Linked DNA regions of Homo sapiens: region 1 is linked to region 2. Evidence: chromatin loops called from intact Hi-C (ENCODE). Cell type or tissue: OCI-LY7. All regions are shown on one strand. Links, peaks and the distances in the headings refer to the core of each region. The heading gives the core; the rest is flanking DNA. Region 1 holds the start of LOC107985987 (a long non-coding RNA gene). Region 2 overlaps FEV (FEV transcription factor, ETS family member).

Region 1 (8,319 bases), core at 26-8,025, 73 kb before region 2:
CCGCCGCCGGGGGGCTGGGCCCGGGGCCGGGGCCGCAGGGCATGGGCAGGAGGAGTAGTGCCGAGAAGGTGAAGAGCCCGCCCGGGGATGGAGGCAGGGATCCGGGGGAAGAGGACATCAGCGGCGCTCTCCAAGGCTGCTCCTGACCGTGACTGCCTGCTCATCCCATGCCTGGCAGTGTCATGGTAGGAGCCTAGGGCGATAGGGCCCTGTCCCAGGGCTGCTGGGTGCTGACCTGGTGGCCCACAGTCCAGAGCCTGCCACAGGAGGTGCAAGACAGAGCAAGCTGGACAGATGGAGGAAGCCAGGCTGCCAGACAAGGCCTCCCCACCCCACCTGGCACAGAACAAGGCGGGTGGTGGGGCCAGGAGCCGGGGTATGCCCAGACACCTGCATGCCTGACCAGGAGCCCAGAGGCTCAGAACCCACCACCCAGCTGCAGGTCAGCCCTCCCTGGGGCGCAGGCGTCCCCAACCTCTCCCCCTGTGCCCTGAAGCTGGACATTTTGGGGCAAAGCCAGCCAGGAGAGCCAGACTAAACAAAGTGGACTCAATAAAGTGGATTTTCCCAGATTGGCCGCATTGTTGATCAGAATTGGCAGGCACTGGGGCCTCACCCCTCCCTCAAGTCTTGTCAGCACCCTGTCACCTACACTGAACCCAGCCATGGAGGCTCCAAATGGTTCCTGTGTGGCTCCCAGCCAAGCCCCACCTGGCTGCCGGCTCAGCCTTTCACACTGGCAGCGTGTAATAGTTGCACTCTCATAGACCCGCACACTGAGCCCAGGCCCACATTTTGATATTCCTGACCCTACCCTGACCCACAACCACACCCTGAACCTTCCACTCAATACTTCCCCTGCCAACTGTGTCTACTGCAAGGCCCATCCACCCTTCACTGCAAACATTGACCCACGACAACCACTTCCATTCATTACTCCTGACCCCCAAACACTGTTCTCCAGCTCACCTGCTGATGCCGCAGTGTTCTGTCCCTGCACAGGGACTCAGCATGTGAACTGAAGATGGTGACTGTGTCCTCGCCCCTGGCCTGCCCCTGACCCAAACATTCACTCCGAGGCTGCCCAGGAGTCTGCCTTTGCCCCACTGGGTGGGCTCCTCTCACATCCCTACATTCAAAGGTCCAGCTCTGTTACAGAACCTGGGGAGTCAGCCTGAGAGGGCAATTTTTGGGAAGTGTCTGAGCAAGGGGTGAGAAATAACAGAACATCTAGGCCTCGGAGGAGCTAAGCAACCTCCCCCTTCCATGAGGTAGCCCTTTCCTTCTCATCCACTGGGTCTTGGAGCCCCACTATGCTCCTTGGCAAGGTATTAGGCTGGGGAGGGGGGTCACAGAAGATCACATTGGAGTAAGGGGATGGGGGCAGTGAAGTATGGGTTCAAGCCTGCATAGGAAGTGGGGGGCAGGAGCTGGGATATGGTGACGGGGGCTCTCTGGGAGCAAGAGGAGCTCTGGCTGGCTGGGGTGGCCAAGGGAGGGTCGTTGTGACCAGGAGGCTGAGCTGCACAGCAGTAACACCTTCATGTCCCTTTCTCCCACAGAGCACTCGGCCGCAGCCAAGACGGGCGGCTGCTTCCCTGCCGGAGCCCAGGTACGCCTGGAGAGTGGGGCGCGTGTGGCCTTGTCAGCCGTGAGGCCGGGAGACCGTGTGCTGGCCATGGGGGAGGATGGGAGCCCCACCTTCAGCGATGTGCTCATTTTCCTGGACCGCGAGCCTCACAGGCTGAGAGCCTTCCAGGTCATCGAGACTCAGGACCCCCCACGCCGCCTGGCACTCACACCCGCTCACCTGCTCTTTACGGCTGACAATCACACGGAGCCGGCAGCCCGCTTCCGGGCCACATTTGCCAGCCACGTGCAGCCTGGCCAGTACGTGCTGGTGGCTGGGGTGCCAGGCCTGCAGCCTGCCCGCGTGGCAGCTGTCTCTACACACGTGGCCCTCGGGGCCTACGCCCCGCTCACAAAGCATGGGACACTGGTGGTGGAGGATGTGGTGGCATCCTGCTTCGCGGCCGTGGCTGACCACCACCTGGCTCAGTTGGCCTTCTGGCCCCTGAGACTCTTTCACAGCTTGGCATGGGGCAGCTGGACTCCGGGGGAGGGTGTGCATTGGTACCCCCAGCTGCTCTACCGCCTGGGGCGTCTCCTGCTAGAAGAGGGCAGCTTCCACCCACTGGGCATGTCCGGGGCAGGGAGCTGAAAGGACTCCACCGCTGCCCTCCTGGAACTGCTGTACTGGGTCCAGAAGCCTCTCAGCCAGGAGGGAGCTGGCCCTGGAAGGGACCTGAGCTGGGGGACACTGGCTCCTGCCATCTCCTCTGCCATGAAGATACACCATTGAGACTTGACTGGGCAACACCAGCGTCCCCCACCCCCGTCGTGGTGTAGTCATAGAGCTGCAAGCTGAGCTGGCGAGGGGATGGTTGTTGACCCCTCTCTCCTAGAGACCTTGAGGCTGGCACGGCGACTCCCAACTCAGCCTGCTCTCACTACGAGTTTTCATACTCTGCCTCCCCCATTGGGGAGGGCCCATTCCATCCATCTTAGGCCCCTTTGGGTGGGCTTGCGCCTCAGTTGATGCTGCTAAATTCCCTGGGAGCCAGCATGGATCTGGCTGGACCCGATGCTGTCCAGAACTGGGAAGGCCACAGGGGTGGGGCAGCCATCCCGGCCATTCTGAGGTATGACATTCCTCCCCGGCCACACTCCTCAAGACACATCCAGAGACTGTTGCTGTCTGTGGGCAGAGTTCTGTGTTCTGGCCAATGTGACCGTAGTGCCGGGGACTGGGGGAGGTGGGTTGGATGTGCTTGCCACCCCCCCGGCTAAGCTCCCCCTTCTGCTGAACCATGATCCCCACCCCCTCCGCCGGTCAGTCTCCCATACCTTATTTATTGGAGTGGAGGGGGAAGCCCATGGGAGAATTTTGGGGATGTTTTGGTCTTTTCTTCCTTTTGTAATAAAAATTATTTAAGTTGTTAGAGCCACAGAGTCCAGGATGCTCACAGATAGTTTGGAGCCCTGGAAGGTTGTGTCCAGGGTTTTCTCCCCTCCTCGGAGAGGCCTGGCTCACCTTCCTCCAAGGACAAAAACTCCAGGCCTCCCACCCTCACTGCAGGTCCATTCCCACCCAGTAGCTCTGCAAAGCCCCTACAGAGAGCTGTGCTCTGCACAGGGCAGGACCTTCCCACACTGACCTCACCATTTACCCCAAACAAGGATGGACCCGAGAGAGAACAGAGTTGACTAGTCCATGGTCACCTTACTCATCTATAACCATGCCCTTGTGCTCTCAGGGCCTGGGCTTCTGACTCTTCCCTGTTGGTAATGGACCACAGTGTGAAAAGATTCTGTAAAATTCACGTTGTCTTGTGGGCTATTCTGACTTCTCGGACAGGTCAGAGATCCCTAATCTAGCAGTTCTCAAATGTCAGGATCACCTGGGAAGCTTGTTTAAAGATGATTCCTGGCCCCACTTCCAGGATTCCACTTTTTTTTTTTTTTTTTTTTTTGAGACAGAGTCTTACTCTATTGGCCAGGCTGGAGTGCAGTAGCGCAATCTTGGCTCACTGCAATCTCTGCCTCCTGGGTTCACACCATTCTCCTGCCTCAGCCTCCTGAGTAGGTGGGACTACAGGCACACGCCACCATGCCTGGCTAATTTTTATTTGTATTTTTACTGGAGACGGGGTTTCACCGTGTTAGCCAGGATGGTCTCGATCTCATGTCCTTGTGATCCACCCACCTCAGCCTCCCAAAGTGCTGGGATTACAGGCAGGAGCCACCACGCCCGGCCCAGGATTCCACTTTAATAGATCCAGTGCAAAGCCCAGGAGCTTAGTTTTGCAAACACCCCAAACATGGCAGATGGTCCATGGGCCACACTCAAGAACTGCTGCTTAGTCCAGAGGAGGCCTGGTTTACTGCCAAGACAGCATGACCCCCTTCTTTACTTTCCCTCCATCTCTCCATCCCAAGGCAAGTTTTTCTATACTCGCTATAGATAAGCTGAGATTCTAGGTCCAGTGGTACAAAATTTTCAGGAGTTTTGTGAGTCAGTTGAAATAGGCACAGTGGCCATAGAACTCTGGAAACTGGCAGAGACTACCAATTAGGGTTTCCCCCCACCTTGGGGAGCCAGTTGTTGAAGTGTGCCACTGCCCAGGCTCTGCCCTTTTACACAGATGTCTGTGTTGAAAGTGGTGGGGATGACTGTTCAGACTCTTAGTTTACCCTGTCCTCACATCCACTGAAGAAAATGCCAGAGAAAACCATTATTCTGGGGTCTGTGTCATCTGGAGAAATAGGGCCCCACTGGCTGTACTGATAACTGCTATCATTTTTGATGACTAACCATTGCTAGGCATTATTCTAGATCTTTACACTCAGTAGGCCACTTAGTGCTCATAATGACCCTATGTGGTGTGTACTTTATTTAATATTACCACTTTCCAGAAAAGAACACAGAGGCACAGGGAGGTTAAGAAACTTGCCCAGGAGTACACAAGAAGCGACAGAAGCAGAATTTGAATCCTTCCAGACTGGCTCTTGGGTCCATTGTTTTTATCCCCAAGCTTTTCCCCTGGGGAACTCAGGTTCTCTCTGGTAGGTCGCACTCAGCATTTGAGGTCTGGAAATCTGCTTTGTCAACACATCTAGAGTGGACCCATCTCTCTGTGGCAGACTCTTACTGACCAGGCTCACAGGGACCAAAATGTTCATGAACTCATTCACAGTGAGAAATAACAGGCCAAGGTCAAGATGCTCTTGTCCATTCATTCACACATTCTCTCCATGTAGACATTCTACCTGGGAGATCAGATTGTGGTGACAAGTTGTTGGTGAGTGTGGATGCATGCAGTAGATGACTCTCCAGCTCATGGAGGAAGGAGTGGGGGGATGCCTCTCCTGCTGGGGTTGGGCACATGTGGTCCAGCAGACACAGAGCCATTTGGTGTCCTTAGACCTTTCTGTTCTAGATGGGCCTCCTCAGGGAACAAATTCATTCTTCAGACAAAGATTGCAAAGATTCAGCAAAGAACTTTGTACGAATTCAGGCCCTCAAAAGAACAAATTTGGGGTGGGAGTGAGACCCTACAGCTTTTCCTGGAATTCTGGGCCCAGATATGAAGAAACAAGGAGACAGTCTGGAGATCATCTTTCACATCTGCAGTGTGGTGGCCCAAATCTCTCCCATCCTCTGTACAGTGCTGAGACCCAGAGGAGGGTCATTTGCACCACCCAGACCCAGGCAGTGCAGATCCAATGCCTGCTTCTCCACTTGGGCCCAAGCTTAGCCCCCAAGGCTGCTGCATCCAGAACTGTGATGTTCGCTCATAGTCAATGCTTATTTTATTTTATTTTATTTATTTTTTGAGACAGGGTCTCATTCTGTCACCCAGGATGGAGTGCAGTGGCAAGATCTCGGCTCACTGCAGCCTCTGCCTTAGGTTCAAGCAATTCTCCTGCCTCAGCCTCCCGAGTAGCTGGGATTACAGGCGTGTGCCATACCAAACCCAGTTAATTTTTTGTATTTTTAGTAGAGATGGGGTTTTGCCATGTTGGCCAGGCTGGTCTCAAATTCCTGGCCTCAAATGATCTGCCCACCTCAGCCTCCCAAAGTGCTGAGATTACAGACGTGAGCCACCGCGGCCGGCCAATCTCATAGTCAATGTTAATGGATGCCACTCCATGTCAGGCACTGTGCCTGAGTTGGGGAAAAGAGGCAGTGCCTGCCCTCAGTAAACTCCTAAGTTGGGAGGGAGAAGTGTGGGAGACAGGGATATCCACATGGTGCACTAACTGCTGTGGCTGACATCCTCACAGTGGCTACTGAAGCACCATGGAGTGGCTGGTGACTAGGAAGACTTCCTGAAGACGAGGATGCTACAAATGGGGCAAGAAGGAGTTTTCCTGGCAGGCATGTGGAAGAGATCCAGGCTAAGGACATAGTTAAATAAAAGGTTTGGGGGCTTGAGGGCTTAGAGGAACCACCATTAGGCCAGCATGGTAAAGCTATGTGGGTCACGTGGGCTTGGCAAAAGCCAAAGTGGAGAGGTAGGCAGGAGGCAGATGACACAGAGCCTGTGTTGCACGCAATAGGACTCAATCCCAGGGGCCCTCAAACAGGGGAAGCTCATGACTAGGTTGCTTCCAAAAGCTCATCTGGCTACAGTATGGAGGGCAGACCAGAGAGGACAATCATGGAAGCACTACTGGGGAGTTGGTGTCCTAGACCAGGGAAGTGGCTCTAGGGTCATAAAGAAGGTGATGGATTGTAGATACTTAGGCAATAGAATGGCCAGGATGGAAGCCAGGGTTGGATGAGCGAGGGGGATGAGAAAAGGGCCCAAGTCAACTTTGGGGGTTTTAAGTAGGAAATCCAGCTCCCCCACCACCAGCATCCTTGACCTTGAACCTTGGTCTTCTTTGGCTTTAGTGGCTGCACCTGTAAGGGTGATGTCCAGGGCTTTCCTATATAGATATACTCTCTCCCTGTCATCCAAGGGTCTACTGGGGTTCAAGGGACCCTCCAGGCACCTGTTCTGTCTGCCTGCCTCTCTGCTCTATCTTGGAAATGCATGGGAAAGAAATTCAGAGTAGCCTCTGCTATCCCAGTCCAGGCAAAATGCAAGAACTATGCCTAAGTCCACAGGTCCCTGGGAGGACCTGGAGTGTCAGGGTCCAGGAGTCACAGTGGGGGAACTTCCTGGCTGCGAGGCATCTGGAGCTGCCTGGGCCAGTTACCTTCTATAGAAGCTCACTGCACCCTGGTTCCCCTATCTGGCTGTGCTGGGGCCTCTCCGTAAGTACCCTTCCTCAAGCTGGCCTTACAGCCTTCTCTCTTTTGTTTGGAAAGCCCCACTCACTGCTGGCATGGCTCTTTGGAAGCCCTGCAGGCCTGCACTCAGCCATCTTCCCTAAGAGACACAGGTCTCAGGGTGGAATGGCTTCTGACAGTGAGTGGTCCTGTGTTGGAAAGGGCTGAACCCAATGCACACGTCCTTTAGGCAGCAGAGCCTGCTGCTAGCACCTATGCCACCTGTGTGGGAACTGGAAATAGGAGCCCTCCATTGAAATATTTAGTAAGAAGTGCCCCCTCAGGGATACTCAACTAGAAAAGGCAGCTCTCCTGGTCTGGTGCCAGGAGCAGGAAGTCCATTTAGAAGAGACTCTAGCCCAGGGTATATGCTGGGGCTTTCAGAGCGTGTCTGGATTTCAGTCCCCCTGCTCCCTCAGCCTAGAGCCCTTGTGCAGTGTACAACTTTTACAACCATCAATTCTGGTCCTGGTGGGCCTGGGCTTCTGCCAGGCTCAGCAGATTCTGCCAGGGATGAAGATTCAGAGAGAAGCTACATACAGTGTGACGCCAGAGGAAGTGCAGAGTGATTAGACAGGACTGGGGGCAGGATGCGCAATGCTCAGAGACTTCCTGGGGTTGGTGTTGGCCTGGGTCTTCAGGGGTATGAGTGACTTGGGCAAGGGCAGGTGGGTGTATCATCAGGAGCAGATGTACAGAGGGGAAGTTCAGGGCATGCCCAGGGACTGGGAGCCAGTGTAGTTGGGGCTAGAAGTTTGATGAGGGGAGACTTCAAAATGGGAGGTAGGGGAGGGAAATGCTGTATCCCATGGCAAGAGTGGAGTTGAGGGCCTGGAGGGAAATGCCCCAGCGGGTAGTGCCCCAAAGAAGGCTGGGCTCCAGCAATGGAGGCCTTCTCTGGAGAACATAGACCCAGCTTCCCACCTGGAGGGGCGCCCCTTCAGGGCAAACCTCCTTGGCAGGGTAGGTGGTGGCAGCTCCCCAGCCTGTGCCCTCTGGCCCCTGGGTGGTTGTGCCTTCTGAGGCTCAGCCCCACCTCCCACACCTCAGCCTGGTTCTCAAAGCCTCTTTGTTTTATGGGGCCAAGTGGTGGGGAGCCCGGATCTGATAAGGCTCAGTTGGGTAGATATAGCCCCTCCCTGAGTGCCTCACCGGCCTGAGTCACACCTGCTGCCTGGCACGCATGCACATCCCATCTACCCCAGCTGGGCCTTCTGCCCAGCTGGGCCAGGGTTTGACCTCTGGGCTGGCCTTCCCTGCAGCCTATTCAAGAGCTCTCTCGTCCGTATGGGGAAGCAGAATAGGGGAATTATTACCCACATTTCAGAGATAAGTAAAGCAAGGCCCCAAGAGGGAAAATGCCTTGCCCACAGCCATTTCTCCCATAATCTACTATGCACCTACTATCGATTAGGTGCACTACGTGTGGTATTTACATGATCTTTTCTCATCCTAACAGTGTGTGACATGAAGTTGTT
Region 2 (8,319 bases), core at 13-8,012:
CCAGGCACCCTCCTCTTCTCTTCGCGCTCCAGCTCGGCTGGCGCAGTTCCCCGCTCGGCTTTATAAGGCTCCAGCCGGCCCCTTCGGAAAGCGGATTTCCTTTTTCCTGGACGCGTTTCCTGACTTGGGCTCTATGGAGGGGCTCCGCGCAGCGCGCCTGGACCAGGCTCCGGGAGGAGGAGCCGGGTGGCCCGGGCCCCCAGCCTCGCGCCTGGGGACCACAGCACCCCCCTTAAGCCTTGGCCCGGGGCCCTTTTGTCAAGCCCACAACTTCCGCCCGGGGTTCTCCTGATTCTTTTCTTCTGCTGCTTGCAGATCCCGTCGGAGACGGTCTCTTCAAGGACGGGAAGAACCCGAGCTGGGGGCCGCTGAGCCCCGCGGTTCAGAAAGGTGAGATGGCCGGCGCGCTGGGCGGCGGAGGCGAGGTTGGTTGGGGTCAGGGCACAGGCGGACAGTAGGTGGGAGCAGTGTGGACCCAGGGTTCACACTGAAGCCCGGAGTCCTGGCCTGGTTGTGCGGAGGCCTTGGGAAGACAGTCACTTGGTTTTTGGCTCCTGCATCTCCTGAGCACCAGGAAAAGAGTTGCAGGCCAAGGCAGATGGAGAGGATCCCAGCCCCAGGCCCTTTTGCTGCTGTGTATGGTTTTCCAGGCTTTGGGGCAGGGGCTGGGACACTTAGCGTCCTTTCCCTGCTGGTAGTAGGAGCTCAAGGCCGCAGCACCAGCCGGCAATGGAACCGGGGGAATTACTCCCCAAACACAGCGGGCTTCCCAATCACTAGACCCTGGCTACTGCCACCTGCTTCACCCTCCGGCGCTGACTCACGCCGGCTGATCTCTGCTGGCCAACTCTGCCAGACGATTGCAATTGATTCCCAGGTTCACCACCAGCGCTCCACGGGTAGTCGCTAAATTACCCTTTTGACGGCTGGCTCTTCAAGCAGCGTCTCCCCACAGTCCCCATCTCAGTCGTTACCCTAGATCTCACCAAGAGACAGAAACCACAAAAACGAGGTTGGCGACTGTTTTATCCAGAAGGAAACTATGCCCAACAGGAACGGTCATCCAAGCCGCTGAGGTTGCTCCGCCTTTGGTGCCAGGTGCACCTTTGTACCCAAACCTTCCCTTGCTTCTGACCCTAAAACTTAACTCTGGGGACCAGAAACCAGGAAGCTCTTTGCTGGGCTGGCTTGAAGGGATTGGGATTGAAATTATGGGGAAGGGTAGCGTCTGGATTCTAAGCCAGTGGCTGAAAAAGTAAGAGGGGTTCAAAAGACTATATTTGAGGCAGTAAGCAGACCACTTTGAGGAAAATCCGTTTTATTCTAAAAGGGAGTGGGGGTAATTGTATCGGGATTTTTCTCTGCCTGTCTGCTTGAGGCTCCAAGACAGGGGAGCAGGAATTCTGGGACCCCACTCTCTAACCACTCGCATATCCTGGAAAAACCTCCTTGCTGCCTCCAGCAACCGAATTCGGAGGGAGATCACACAAAGACAGGAGGAGGTTGGTAGCCAAGCACAACAGCTGCTCGGTCCGTTCCCCTCCTCAGAGTTGTTCATCAGGCCCCGAGAACTATGGCACCTTCGTAGGCAGGGAATCCCGCCTGTTCCGAAAATAAGAGGCCAAATTCTCAGGGCCAGCGCAGAGGCCTGCGCACCCGAAGGTGGCTAGGATAGTGAGCCCATGAGAGCTTGCCCCTCCTGTCACGTATAGGGGGCCACTGTTCGTTCCTACTCCTGTCGGATGTGGTGTCCCAAGGGAGCCAGCCACCACTCCACCTCAGGAGTAGCCTGTCCAACTACGTCTTTGGGGACTCGGGACTAGCTGGGCCTTGTCCAGCAGTGGTTGGGGTCGTCCTGCTGCACGCCTGTCCCTTCCCACCTCTGGATGTGGTCCAGCTGGGATGGGGCAGTCCGATCATTCTGCCCAAGGCCGCCCTGTACGGTTGTGCGTCTTTTCCCTAAATAAGGGCGCCCGGCTGAGATGGAGAGTGGCGGCGGATATCTGTCCTTGCTCGCCTTGGAAAGCCAAGTGCCTTGGTGCGCCGCTGCGCTCACGTGGGGGGAGGCAATGCTTCCCCTTCCCCCCAACCCCCAAGTTCCACAAAACCGTGCATCTGGAAAGCTACGTGCTCTTCAGTGGAAGCCGCATTTCCATTGTGCAAAAGCGCGGTAAGGCTACACACCACTCTGCTGATCAGCCCCTCCGGGGCCGGCCTCTCCCGCCGAACGCAGCTGCAGTTTGACTTGCACTTTTCCTCCCCCAGTGCCGGTTCCTGCCGGGGTGGGTCAGTTTCCCGCCAGCACTCTTCCCCAGTTCCCGCCTCCCCGCTCCCGCCTGTGGCTGACCGCCCCCCTCCCCACAGGCAGCGGACAGATCCAGCTGTGGCAGTTTCTGCTGGAGCTGCTGGCTGACCGCGCGAACGCCGGCTGCATCGCGTGGGAGGGCGGTCACGGCGAGTTCAAGCTCACGGACCCGGACGAGGTGGCGCGGCGGTGGGGCGAGCGCAAGAGCAAGCCCAACATGAACTACGACAAGCTGAGCCGCGCCCTGCGCTACTACTACGACAAGAACATCATGAGCAAGGTGCATGGCAAGCGCTACGCCTACCGCTTCGACTTCCAGGGCCTGGCGCAGGCCTGCCAGCCGCCGCCCGCGCACGCTCATGCCGCCGCCGCAGCTGCTGCCGCCGCCGCGGCCGCCCAGGACGGCGCGCTCTACAAGCTGCCCGCCGGCCTCGCCCCGCTGCCCTTCCCCGGCCTCTCCAAACTCAACCTCATGGCCGCCTCGGCCGGGGTCGCGCCCGCCGGCTTCTCCTACTGGCCGGGCCCGGGCCCCGCCGCCACCGCTGCCGCCGCCACCGCCGCGCTCTACCCCAGTCCCAGCTTGCAGCCCCCGCCCGGGCCCTTCGGGGCCGTGGCCGCAGCCTCGCACTTGGGGGGCCATTACCACTAGACGGGGCGGTCGGGTGCCTGCGGCCTCGCCCGCACGCCTAGAGTCTCGCCCGATCCCATCGGCATCCCGGGGAGGGCCCGGGAGCCTCCGTCAACCGTCCTCTAATCCAGAGTTTACTCCACCTGCCGCACTTAGCAGGGGGACGGGACCGAAGCTCCCTCAATCCTTGTCTGGTACTAGATTTGCTCCTGTCCCACCCCGCAGTCCCCTGAGGAGGGCGATGTGCGCCCTCTTTCACTTTTTTTCTTCTAGGTCTCCAGGTCCCGGAGGGGATTTGTGGACCTCTCTTGTCTCCCCACCACTCCAGTGCATTTCCGCCTGGCTCCTAGAAGCCCCATTCAATATCACTACTCTTTAACGAGTGCCAAATCTTTTCCCACTTTTGCTCTTCCCCAAGGAACTGCTCCCACCTCAGCACGTGGAGGCCTCTCACGGTCCTCCTTCCTGGGACCTGAGCAGGTTTGGTGAAAGCCACCGTCCTCCGTGACACACGGCCCCCTTCCTCCTGTCCCCACACTCCCAGGAGAAACTCCCGGTGTGTTTCTGACCCTTTCAGCCCCATTAAAGCTCCTGAGCTCTCCGCTGCCTCCTCTCTCTCTGTTCTTTGCTGCGCCAGAACCCGTGGTTAGGGGAAAGCAGGGAGAGGCTCATCTCGGGCCTGAGCAGAGAACTGCCAAGGAAAACGTCCCGAGAAGGAGGGTGGCGCGGGCTTGGGCGCCGCCCGCAGGCAGCGAGAGGCCTGGATGGTGGGCTCAGCCCGAGGGAGCCGCCTTGCCTCATACCCACCCTGCCAGGCGACCCCAGCTCACCTCACTCCCTTCCGGTTGCCCTTCACCCCACTCTATCCCTACTTCCGTCCCAGCAGACACCCGCACCCCACCCTCCCCATCTCACCCACCCTTCCACCCAACCCTCACCCCACCCCATCCCAGTAGGCACCCAACCCCCACTCCCACCCCACCCAACCCTCCCCATCTCACCCACCCTTCCACCCGCCCCTCACCCCACCCCATCCTAACAGGCACCCACATCACATCTTCCCCCTCTCGCCCATCCTTCCACCCGCCCCTCACCCCATCTTATCCCAATACGCACGCGCACCCCACCCCCTCATCTCACCCACCCTTCCACCCGCCCCTCACCTCATCCCGACCTTCATCCCTCCTGGCGGAGCTTCACCCCACCTCAGCCTTCCCTCAGCCACTTTATTTCATCCCCTTCCCCAACCACCCTCCCCTCCTCGTCCTGCTCTCACTTAGACTTTCTCTCCCTATCCCTCACAAACCGTCCCCTCCCCCCAACATCTGTCGCCGTCTTTCTTCTGCTCGGCCTCCTCATTTGCAGAAGAAGGGGTCTCTCTCCCACCCGGCTCCTGCGCTTGCGGCTCGCAGCCTCCCCTCGGAGTCTAGCTCCTGCACCTCCTTCTCGCGGGCGGTGCGCGCCCTCTGCTGGTCGGAGGAGGGTACGCTGGGGAGAGCTTTGTACCTAAGCCGGGGAGGATTTTGTGCGCCGCGCAGTGCAAACCGCAAGTGCCTGGCCAGACTGAGGACTGCAGGACCCAGTCGTCTCCAGGTCTCCTTTGGCCCTCAGAGAGGAGGGTGAAAAGGGGAACGCTGCATCCCAGGTCTGACCTCTGGAAGCCTGGGAAGCGGGTCGAGTGGATTATTCTCCTGGCTGGGCCCCTTTCCTCACCACCTAGAGGCCCTTCTGAATACTGCGCCCTCCCACCAGGGCCACTGCCCTTAAGTTCTATTCGTTTTTAAACGCCTTCGCTTAGAGGAAAACAACACTGGGGAAGGTGCCTAAAGGGACAGTCCCCAACCTCAAGGCAACTGCTCCTCAAGGCAAGCCCCTGGCTCTCCTTTCCCCCTCTGTCCTGGCTATTCTTTTCCACGCGCACACCTCTTCTTGGGCACAGGAAGGGGCAATGCAGGCGGGAGGCTGAGCAGTTGGGGGTGTGGGGTGGGCCTGACGCCCCTTCCCAAAGAATTTTGCCAGGGAAAGAGTCTTTATTCATTTTCATTTTATTTTTCGCTTTATTTTTTCTGGTTTTCCAAAGAACACACACTCAGCATAGAAAATTTGGAAACACACACCTAAGGCCTCCATGAACTATTGGTTGGATGAAGCGTGTAAAAACGCATGAAGGGGCCAGGCGCGGTGGCTCACGCCTGTAATCTCAGCACTTTGGGAGGCCGAGGCAGGCGGATCAGGAGGTCAGGAGATCGAGACCCTCCTGGCTAACACAGTGAAACCCCGTCTCTACTAAGAATACAAAAAATTAGCCGAGCGTGGTGGCGGGCGCCTGTAGTCCCAGCTACTTGGGAGGCTGAGGCAGGAGAATCGCTTGAACCGGGAGGCAGAGGTTGCAGTGAGCCGAGATCGCACCACTGCACTCCAGCCTGGGCGACAGAGCAAGATTCCATCAAAAAAATAAATAAATAAATAAATAAAAAAGCCAAACCTATAGTCCTGTTACACAGACGCCACTGTTACTATTGATAATTTTTTGTCAAAATCCTCCCTTCCTCCCTTTCTTTTCTCGATGCCTTTTATTTATTTTTTTTGAGGCAGTGTCTCTCTCTGTTGCCCAGGCTGCCAGGCCGAGTGCAGTGGTGGGATTTCAGCTCACTGCAACCTCCGCCTCTCGGGCTCAAGTGATCCTTCCACTTCAACTTCCCGAGAAACTGAGACTACAGGCCTGTGCCACCATCCCCAGCTAATTTTTGTGTGTTTTGCAGAGGGGACGGGGTTTTGCCATGTTGCCCAGGCTGGTCTTGAACTCCTGGGCTCAAGCGATCCACCCACTTTGGCCTCCCAAAGTGCCTGGTTTTACAGGTATGTGCCACAGTGCCTGGCCGATGCCTTTTAAAATTTGATAATACCCTGCTTTCGTAGCTGAATAGAAAACAAGTATGTTCCACATCATTATGCCCGACAGGCCTCCCCGGATGGGAGAGTGGGCTGGTGCATTCATCAAGCAGGTGAGCCAGTCTGGCCTGGTGGGGGTCCTCTGTGATTTGCATGGTGGCAATGAGGGAGGGGGTGCAGCATCAGAGAGCCTCTTTACAGCCCTATTTGCAGGGGTCAGGAAACTGGGAGGAAGAAGAAACACACTGAGAAGATACAGCCAGGATCCAGAAAGATCTGGGTTGCTAAAAATTATGGGCTGAATGTAGCAAAGTAAAATTTCTGGTTTTTGTTGTTGTTGTTTTGTGTTGTTTTTGTTTTTTGTTTGTTTGTTTGTTTGAGATGGAGTCTCACTCTGTTGCCCAGGCTGGAGTGCAATGATCTCGGCTCACTGCAACCTCTGCCTCCCGGGCTCAAGCGATTCTCCTGCCTCAACCTGCCAAGTAGCTGGGATATAGGTGCTTGCCACCACACCCGGCTAATTTTTGTATTTTTAGTAGAGGTGGGGTTTCATCATGATGGCCAGGCTGGTCTCGAACTCCTGACCTCAAGTCATCCACCTGACTTGGCCTCCCAAAGTGCTGGAATTACAGGTGTGAGCCACCGCACCCAGCCACAAAGTAAAATTCCTTAGGAAGAACTGTGAGGCCCTGTTCTTACATCTTTAAATGAAACAACAGAAGTCAGAGTCTTGGCAAAGATGGGGCTCAGCAGAGCCTGTGTGTAAATGAGTAATGTCCTAGCCAATGTAACGTTAAATAGGAACCTGTAGGGTGAAGTGCAGAAAAATCATTGTGATTTGAGGATGCATTGATGGAGCTGTGACACCTAAGATGAAGGAAGTGGTCCACTTGGTTTAATAAGTCTGCCCCCAGGAACATTGTGCACAGTGTTGCTTTCAGGAAGAGACCAAGTGGAGGACACACAGTGTAGTAGTAGGCCCAGGAAGTGAAGAGGAAAAATGGTGGAAAGCCAACAACAATATGAGATGTTTCTGGAAAGTCAACTGGGAGAAAGGGGGATGGGAGCTGTCCTCATTTATTCAAAGTGCTGTCCTGAGAGAGAGGACCTGGATGCCTGTGACTAAGGGCAGTATTGGGACACGTGGTTGGAAGCTCCAGTAAAACAGATGTCACCTTGATCTAATGAAAAGCCTCTGCCATGGAACATGTTGGGTGAGTTCTCTGTCACCAGAGTGTTCAGCAGACCCTTCTGTGAGAAGCAGAGAGGGGAGGTGGACTAGGCGACTTCTCTAACCTTGAGACTCTTGGAATCCTGTGAAGGAGTCAATAAAGGGGGGATTTTAGTCATTGTTGGGGAGCTGGGGGAGATATTGTTAGATTAAGGGATCTTCTTACCTATGAAATTGCATCCTTAAAGCTCACCCCATTACTCTGTTCTTTCCTGTCCACATAGCCAGTTTGGGAGGCTAAGATATAGAACTGGGAACCAGAAATTCTGAGTTCCAGTTGCAGCTTGGCAACTAACTTGCTGTGTGACCTTCACATAATCACATCTCTTTTCTGGGATTTCATTCTCCTCTCATTTAAATAATAAGGCTGAACCAGAGATTTGCAAACTCTGCTCTGTGGAACTTTAAGGGTCAATTAGGTTCTCTCTGTTCCAAAAAAAAAAAAAAAGAAGAGCTGGAAAACGTCTATCCAAGATGACCTACAGGTCGAACCCAATCTCAGAATGCAGTAGATGGGTATCCTCTTCTCCAGATTATCTCAGCTCTAGGAGCCCCTGCCTTTGTGATGTCTCCAAGCCCTGAGTTACTGTGGTCTTGGCAGGACTGTACTCCACCCAATCCCTGAAGAAGCCACAGTCTTACCACACTCAGCTTCCTGATGATCCAGGCCTGTCCTCATGGACCCTTAACCCCTTGGTCCTTGGCTCTCCAAGGTATCGATCCCACCATTGCTTTCCTCTGCCAATCCAGGGTCAAGCCCCTCTTGCATTTTCTGAAGTTCTGAGCCTTTTCTTTATCACCTCATTCAAGTCGCTAGTGAAAGTATGGTTCACTCCCCTGCCGTATGCTTGCACTACAGTTTACAAAATGCTTTCACACCCATCACTTTTTTGACCCCTCCAAGGTTAGGAAGACAGGGCAGGTATTGCTTTATCTGCTGGGAGGATAAATAAACGAAGGCCCCAGATGTTAAATGACTTGGTTGAAGTCCCAGGGCTTGTTCTAAGACCTGTATCTTCTTATTCCTCTGCCAGACCTTTTCCCACTGCTCCAAGTGACCTTTCCACAGTCCTGAGCAGTCACTGATCACTTTGTTTTTAGGATCATTCCCATGCAGGATGACACAGACCCATATCTCCTCCAGTAACATGCGCTCTGTGCAACTAAGCTCCACACACTATCACTTGCAGATGGAATTAGAAGCCCTGCTAACATGCAGCTTGAGGACATTCATGTCCATACTGTTTGGGACCTGCACAGTCA

The links. Peaks named below come from ENCODE experiments on the same cell type or tissue, not always from the same donor. Only the 100,000 strongest peaks of a DNase experiment are listed, where the experiment ranks them.
Region 1: it touches region 2 in a loop (6-fold over the local background); 10 of 110 quality-filtered maps call a loop at or near these places.

The regions. Positions count from the first base shown.
Region 1 is chr2:219,049,109-219,057,427 of GRCh38, reverse strand. IHH (Indian hedgehog signaling molecule) reads left to right here. Exons shown (of 3, transcript NM_002181.4): 3 at 1,563-3,004. The coding sequence ends at 2,221. LOC107985987 (a long non-coding RNA gene) reads left to right here and starts at 5,605. Exons shown (of 3, transcript XR_001739887.1): 1 at 5,605-5,984; 2 at 8,301-8,319. In OCI-LY7, for the core only: no CTCF peak of the experiment used is centred there; no DNase peak of the experiment used is centred there.
Region 2 is chr2:218,976,302-218,984,620 of GRCh38, reverse strand. It overlaps FEV (FEV transcription factor, ETS family member), which reads left to right. Exons shown (of 3, transcript NM_017521.3): 2 at 316-390; 3 at 2,365-3,534. The coding sequence ends at 2,954. It overlaps LINC00608 (long intergenic non-protein coding RNA 608), which reads right to left. Exons shown (of 2, transcript NR_024385.1): 1 at 7,223-8,319; 2 at 6,699-7,139. Among named protein-coding and RNA genes, the nearest start is that of LINC00608, 4.2 kb to the right of the region's middle. RefSeq lists an enhancer at 4,537-4,636. In OCI-LY7, for the core only: CTCF peaks have their summits at 3,216, 4,241 and 4,453; a DNase peak (open chromatin) is centred at 4,410; H3K4me3 peaks cover 540 bases.